Regions from separate parts of the Homo sapiens genome. Here region 2 is linked to region 1. Evidence: chromatin contacts called from ENCODE Hi-C or POLR2A ChIA-PET data. All regions are on one chromosome and are shown on one strand. The core of a region is the stretch at or near the end of the contact, and the rest is flanking DNA. Distances in the headings are between cores, read along the strand shown. Region 1 holds the start of SERPINH1 (serpin family H member 1). Region 2 overlaps MOGAT2 (monoacylglycerol O-acyltransferase 2).

Region 1 (3,574 bases), core at 1,075-3,574:
CTCTCTGTTTTGCCAGCATTGATGGGCACTCTTTGTTTCTGCTCTGCCCTGCCCTCAGCTCACTGACCAAGTCACAAGGAAGCCTGAGGGCCAATGTGGGGGTGGGAGTAGAGAGTGGGGTCTGGCCTGGGACCCGGGAGGTCTCCTTGGATAAACAAGAATTTATCTTTTTTTTTTGAGATGGAGTCTCGCTCTGTCACCCATGCTGGAGTGCAGTGGCATGATCTCGGCTCACTGCAAACTCCACCTCCCAGGTTCAAGAGATTCTCCCGCCTCAGCCTCCTGAGTAGCTGGGATTACAGGCACATGACACCACAGCTGGCTAATTTTCATATTTTTATTAGAGATGGGGTTTCACCATTTTGGCCACGCTGATCTTGAACTGCTGACCTCAGGTGATCCACCCACCTCGGCCTTCCAAAGTGCTGGGATTACAGGCATGAGCCACCGCGCCCAGCCTAGAATTTATCTTTAAAAGCAATATACAGTTGAGGCAGGAGGAAGCACATGAGAACCACGACAGCCACCCCAAAGAGATGGACACCATGCCAAGGCTGGAAGCTTTTGTTAATAATCAGACCTGTCCTAAAAAAGAATGCGGGGCTGCCTCTGAAGGAGGTAAGCTCTCTCTTCTTAGAGGTGCCTCGGTGCTTGCCTTTTTGGGATACTGAGAAGAGGGCTTCTGCCTGGGGCTGCAGACAGGAACCCCTGACCTCTGAGATGCCTTGCAGCTCAGAGTCTTTAATACATTTATTCCAGAATCCTTCGACTCTGAGATTTTAACATGTTAAGATTCCTTAGCTGGATTCAAAGACTCCTTGGGGGCTTTGAGTGGAAGTAATCTCTGATTCCTTGACCCTGAATCACAGAGTCTGAAGCTTTTGGGATCTGAGATTTCCCACAGTCCTTGTACTCAAAAGACTCTGAGCTGCAGAAGCCTACCCAGACAGAGAGGTTTGTCACCACCACCAGGCTTCCCCACAACCACTAACAGAGGGCAGGGACCCAGGTGATTGACTCATTTGCTGGGTACTGGGATTTTTTTGCTCCCCAGGATCCAGGCAAGCACCTAGAAGAAAGAAGATACTCAATGCATTCATTCATGACTGAATGAATGAAGAGTCCCTACCCTGTCCCTTCCTCTCCATACTGCGTCCATCCAATAGCTATCATTAAACTACTAAAGAGGACTTTTCGGAGGGTAGGGAGCCTCGGCTGATCAGAAATTGAGCCACTGTCGCCCAGATTATTTAGGGTTTCCTAAATAATCTGCCTCACTGAATCACTGAATTCCCTACTAACAGGTACATACCCCACAGATGGACATCGCACAGGGCAAGGACTTTGTTCAGCTCTCAGCTGTGTCCTCAGCACCTAGAACAGTAATGAATACCCTAGCTTAACTTGGAGGTCAAGGAGCTATCAGTTTGCGAGGGTGGGGTAGGAATTGACAGTGAGACCTGAGGCCTGTGGGAGGGGACCCAAAGAGGGAGGGGATGCAATAGGGAGGGGGCCAGGGGTGACAAGGATTGAGGAAGGGAGAGAGGGGGGAAAAAAAGCAAGGGATGCCTTAGAACCACATTTCACAGCCAAGGGAACAGAGGCCCAGAAAGGGAAAGTAACCTGCTTAGGGTCACACAGCACCTTGCTCAGTGGAGAGCCAGGTTTTCCTTCCTGTGCACTCCTCCAAGCCCAGCCAGACCACCTGAAGTTCCCCAGGCATCTCTGCCTCTATTACTCCACGACTTGAACTTTCCGGGTGCCGGGCAGGTACCGGGTCTGGTCTGCTCCCTCTCCCTCTGGCCATCGCTGAGGTTGAGGTTTTTTGAATGTACAAGTATGGAGAAGGGCACTGCCTTCAGAAGCCTGAACGTCTCCCCTGAGAGGGAGGGGGTGCACAGGACTCAATTGTTTCAGCTTGAAAATGGGGGAGAGCGGGGAGAAGGGGAGATGGCTCTGCTTGGGGCAGAGCCCCTGCGGGGAAAGGGGCGCCTGAAAGGACGTGCGATTCGGAGTGGGCTAGCTTATGCAGAGAGCCTGGGGGTGGGAGGAAGCTCGCACTCTGAAGGACACGCTGATCCCCGTGGGGACTCCCGGCGCCCCGCAGCCCGGGCCGCCGAGGGAGGCAGTAGGACCCAGGGGCCGGGAGGCGCCGGCAGAGGGAGGGGCCGGGGGCCGGGGAGGTTTTGAGGGAGGTCTTTGGCTTTTTTTGGCGGAGCTGGGGCGCCCTCCGGAAGCGTTTCCAACTTTCCAGAAGTTTCTCGGGACGGGCAGGAGGGGGTGGGGACTGCCATATATAGATCCCGGGAGCAGGGGAGCGGGCTAAGAGTAGAATCGTGTCGCGGCTCGAGAGCGAGAGTCACGTCCCGGCGCTAGCCCAGCCCGACCCAGGTGAGGGGCGGGAGACGCCTGCGTGCGTGCGGCCCGGGGGAGCGCCGAGCAATCTGGGGGTGCGCGAGGGAGTAAGAGGGGCGAGGGGACCCTGCGAAGCGTTGGGTGCCGAGCCAGAGCCTACAAATTGGAGTCCTCGGCACTTTGGGGGCCGCTGGAGGGTTTGGAATCGAGAGCCCAGGGCTAGCCAGTGATGGTGCCAGCTGAGGGCTAGGGCGGAGATCGGAGCCGGGTTGGGAGTCCGTGCACTCGGAGGACTGGGAAAAAGTGCAGGGACCCCTAAAAGGTGGTGGTGGCAGATACGAGACTAGGTGCTGTGTAAAGGGGGCTGGGGGCAGAGAGCAGAGCCTCTGCGGAAAGAAACAGAGGAGGAAGGAGATGGGTCTGGTGCCTCTTCCCGCAAGGGTAGGGAGGATAGGCCGGCCTCGCAGTTCCAGGTCACTTCCGTTCTGGGGTTGAGGCTCAGGGGCAGCGGTGATTGGTGGCCCAGCCTCCTCACAGGCTTGCTGAGGGAATTTGAGCTTCCGGTGGTGGGAAAGGAGGTGAAATCGTCTCGACTCCTGGGGTCCGTGTGCTCTGGTAGAAGTGGGCGACAGTGGCTCAATTTCTGATCAGCAGCTTGCAGCCTAGATGATGGCAGCCAAAGGAAAGACTTGGCCAGCGAGGCTCCCTACCACTCCGAAAAAAGAGAGTGGGGGTCAGCAGGGTCTGCTCTGCTCTGGGGATTAAGGGGCTGACTAGAAGGATTTGAGTCTTTCCTTCTGTCCACTGCCACAGGGTTCTTGGAGTAACTGCAGGGTTTAAACTGCAGGGTCTAACTTCCAGAGGCTGGGGTTCCCTGCCCCCCAGCTTAGAGACATTCCTGAGGTGGCTGAAGAGCAGGAAGGAGAATGAATGCACTTCCAGACTGGCCCAGAGTCTCAGCCCCTCCTCTTCCTTGTTTCCCGCTGGTCCCTCTGGGCTGTACGGCCCGGATGGAGGCCTGAGGAAAATGAGGGGGCTTTGGTTCTCCGGAATTCCGGCCGGGGCCACACCCTCCTGTCTTCAGATGGTTCATGTACCCATCCCCCCTTCCCGTCCTCTCCTTTGTCTCCTCTGTCACCGGGACTCCCAGCAGAGATTTTTTTTTTGTACTGGCTGTGTAACAGGACACCGCATGCAGCCCTCAGGAGGGGCTCTGTGC
Region 2 (3,497 bases), core at 20-2,519, 160 kb after region 1:
GGTTTATTGGCCAGAAGGGATAGGATGGGGAAGGCAGTGGGGACGCAGAGAAGGGACAGGCAGGGGCAGTTGGCCCTCCTCTGGAAGCAGGAGAGAAGAAAGGGGTAAGATATGGCCCGTGGAGACAGGCAGACTAGATTCTGATCCCAAGTCTGCCCCATACCATATCAGCTGTATGATCGTAGGTAAGTTGGTCTCTCTGAGCCTCAGTTTCCTCATATGTAAAATGGGGATAATGACACATACCTCACTGGGTTGTGTAGATTCAATGAGACAAAGCAAGTAAAGCACTTTGTAGGTTTTCTTTTTTTTTTGAGATGGAGTCTCGCTCTGTCACCCAGGCTGGAGTGCAATGGCACGATCTCAGCTCATTGCAACCTCCACCTCCCAGGTTCAAGCAATTCTCCTACCTCAGCCTCCCGTGTAGCTGGGGCTACAGGTGCCGGCCACCACACCTGGCTAATTTTTGTATTTTTAGTAGAGACGGGGTTTCTCCATGTTGGTCAGGCTGGTCTCGAACTCCCGACCTTAGGTGATCTGCCCACCTTAGCCTCCCAAAGTGCTGGGATTACAGGTGTGAGCCACTGTGCCTGGCTAGCACTTTGTAGGTTTTCAGTAAACAGGTAGCTAGTATTATTTTACCTCGGCAGTGGGACTCTGAGGAAGTGTGGTCGTGACCTCGAGTCTGGGGAGGACTCTGAGAGCCCAAGCCCTGCTGCTCTGACCTCCACACCTACGTAACTTCTCCCACCCCGCCTGGGAACCCTACCTCTTCCTGTCCCATCAGAAACAAGGTCTCCAGCTTGCAAAGGGGGAGGGGTAGAGGAAACAAACCCACCAAAGTTAAGCAACTTGTCTGAATTATGGGAACGCAGGGTGGTTGGGGTTCCTGCCTTGCTCCCTTCTGAGAGTCCAGGGGCCCAAGAAGGACTAGCAAAGGCTGAGCCACAGCTGGAATGCAGGAGCCTCTAGCACTGCAGTGAGCAGGGCCTCCAGGGCAAAGGGCAATGGGGGTGCTGGGCAGACAGCGGGCAGCGGCTGGCAGAGACTGCCGTGCTCACGAAGGGTGGTAGATGTGGTAAGGCGGAACATGGTCTAGCCTGGGGGGCTCAGGATGGGGGCAGTTTCCCCTGCACCTCATATGTGTTTCCTGCAGGGCCCACTCCTGGGTCTTGTCAGCAAAGAAACTTAGGGCTTGCTGAGTTCTGGGAGCAGTCATGGACGTGTCAGAGGCAGAGTCCTCATCCCCACCCCAGGACCTCTGCACTTTGAGATTCACCTCCCTTTCCTGCCTCTCCTCTCTCCAGCCTGGGCTTCCTCTTCTGTGCCAGGAAGGTCAGAGTTTCCCTGGGAAAGTGTGCTGTGGCCAGCCTGGGGACGTGTGTGTGACATCAGGGACCAAGCCAAAGAAAACCTGAAGCAGGCTCTGGCCTCCGGGAGAGCTTCAGAGGTTCTGGCTCTGGTCTCACTTCCCACTCTTGAGCTGAATCCCAAGCTCACCGGGGGGGAAAGGAAAAGCAGCCTGAAAAGGCAAACACACAAGCACAGGCCCAGACACTTGCCGCAGGGTGAGTTCTGAGCCACAGCCTGACATTCAGCGCGGCTAAAGCAGAAGGCAGGCCTGCAGAGGAGGCTGGGGAGGCCCTCAGGTCAGAGGGTGGAGGCCATTGGAGGACATTCCGCAGGACTGGGACTGCTCACCTGAAAGTTCTCCCGGGGTGTCTTCAGCCAGCCCAATGGCCTCAAAGGACAGCATCTGGCCCTCTTTGCACCTGGAGCATTTCCATTTGCAGGTCTGGCAGAAATGCTGAGGCAGCTCTGCGCCTACCCTATCAACGTCCGTCCTTCCTGCTCCTTCCCCAGCCAGGTGGCTTTTGAGGAGGATATCTCAACCTTAGTACTGTTGACACTGGTGGGACACAGGCCTCGATTTGCAGAAATTCTATGTGCATCTTTTTGTTTCTTTGTTTTGGTTTTGTTTTTGTTTTTTTCGAGACGGAGTTTCACTTTTGTTGCCCAGTCTGGAATGCAGTGGCGTGATCTCGGCTCACTGCAACCTCCACCTCCCAGGTTCAAGCGATTCTCCTGCCTCAGCCTCCTGAGTAGCTGGGATTACAGGTGCCCGCCACCACTCCCGGCTGATTTGTATTTTTTTAGTAGAGACGGGATTTCACCATGTTGGCCAGGCTGGTCTCGAACTCCTGACCGCCCACCTTAGCCTCCCAAAGTGCTGGGATTACAGGTGTCAGACACTGCACCTGGCTCTGTGCACTGTTTTGTTTTTTGTTTTTTTTTCCAGGATCCTTCCTCACCGCAGGCCCTTTGCAGCACCATCTGCCGAGGGTGACAATGCCACTGAGTGGCCAGCAGAGGGCGAGATGATGTTCATTTTGACTATGTCCTAAGCTGGGCCTGTGGGGTGGGGCTGTGGCCTGTAGACGCTCTTTCCATAGACCCTCCCACCCTCCCACACGCCTTTACTGCCCAGGCCCCGCAGGGATCATGGGGTGAAGAGACAGTAGGGATCCTCATTCCTGGGCTCAAGCAATCCTCCTGCCTCAGCCTCCCAAGTAGCTTGGACTACAGACACGCACCACCACAACTTTTAAAAAAATGTTTGTAGAGATGGAGTCTCACTGTGTTGCCAGGCTGCTTGGCCTCCCAAAATGCTGAGATTAGAGGTGTGAGCCACCACACCTATCCCACACCTTTTAAATATACTGAAACCCTGAATGTCATACTTTAAACGGATGCATTTTATGGTGCATAAATTATATCAACTAAAAGCAATAGCAGCCCCCAGAGCCTAGTAACCTGGCTGTGCCCTTCTCCAGGCCCCACTGCCTACTGCACACCCAGCCTGCCAGGGCATGCACCCAGGCAGGATTTTCCCCAGACAGCCATCTATCTTCGCTTAGTCACACTCCCCTCGCCTAACAGAACTGAGGGAGGGAGACAGACCACAGCACTTCACAAACCTCCCCTCTTCTTTGTTTACCCCCCTTGAACCCTGTAGCAACCCTGCCAGGGAGGCGTTATCAGTGTCCTGTGGGACAGAAATAATTGAGCCACAGAGGGGACAGGGGCTTGGCAATGGTCATGTGATGAGCCAGCGGCAGAACCGGGGTCTCCTGACTCAAGGTTCTTTTTCCCACTAGTGGAACCCTGGTGACATGCCAGGATAGGATTGGGGTCAGGGAGCCTTCCTTCTGAGGCTGTACCAGCCTCATCCATTGGGCTCATTCCTTCCTTCCTTCATGCTATACCCTTTCCAGAGCATCTCCTCTGTTCCAGGCCTGCACTGGGGACACAGATGCATCAGATACATGGTCTGTAATCTTCACAGGGATGTTGTGATAGATTTGGGTCCAGGGGACAGATGGAAGAGGTTAGCACAGAAAGATACCAATAGAGACCACATCTAGGGAGGTGCAGACCACACCTCAGTATCCAAGTGCCTGCACTGTGGGAGGGCCTGTGTCTAGGTCACTGAGCCA

Evidence for each region. A loop is a pair of places that touch in the nucleus more often than their neighbours do. ChIA-PET counts read pairs that join two places held with the same protein, here RNA polymerase II (POLR2A). Pooled maps may share reads with other maps.
Region 2: a loop to region 1 is called in a pooled map, with 2.1 times the contacts of the local background. The contact joins the enhancer-like site here to the promoter of SERPINH1 in region 1. A Hi-C loop is called at or near these places in 3 of 50 pooled maps. POLR2A ChIA-PET finds 5 or more read pairs at or near these places in 3 of 52 experiments (BJ, H1 and HEK293).

What each region holds. Positions count from the first base shown.
Region 1 is chr11:75,559,929-75,563,502 of GRCh38, forward strand. It overlaps SERPINH1 (serpin family H member 1), which reads left to right and starts at 2,325. Exons shown (of 5, transcript NM_001235.5): 1 at 2,325-2,391. RefSeq lists enhancers at 2,005-2,544, 2,545-3,085, 3,086-3,574 and silencers at 2,061-2,320, 2,331-2,380.
Region 2 is chr11:75,720,987-75,724,483 of GRCh38, forward strand. The region is part of intron 2 of MOGAT2 (monoacylglycerol O-acyltransferase 2); the gene reads left to right. Among named protein-coding and RNA genes, the nearest start is that of MOGAT2, 4.9 kb to the left of the region's middle. Within about 2 kb of position 1,270, at least 4 of the 41 ENCODE cell types and tissues checked have a DNase peak (open chromatin) inside an H3K27ac peak, as active enhancers do.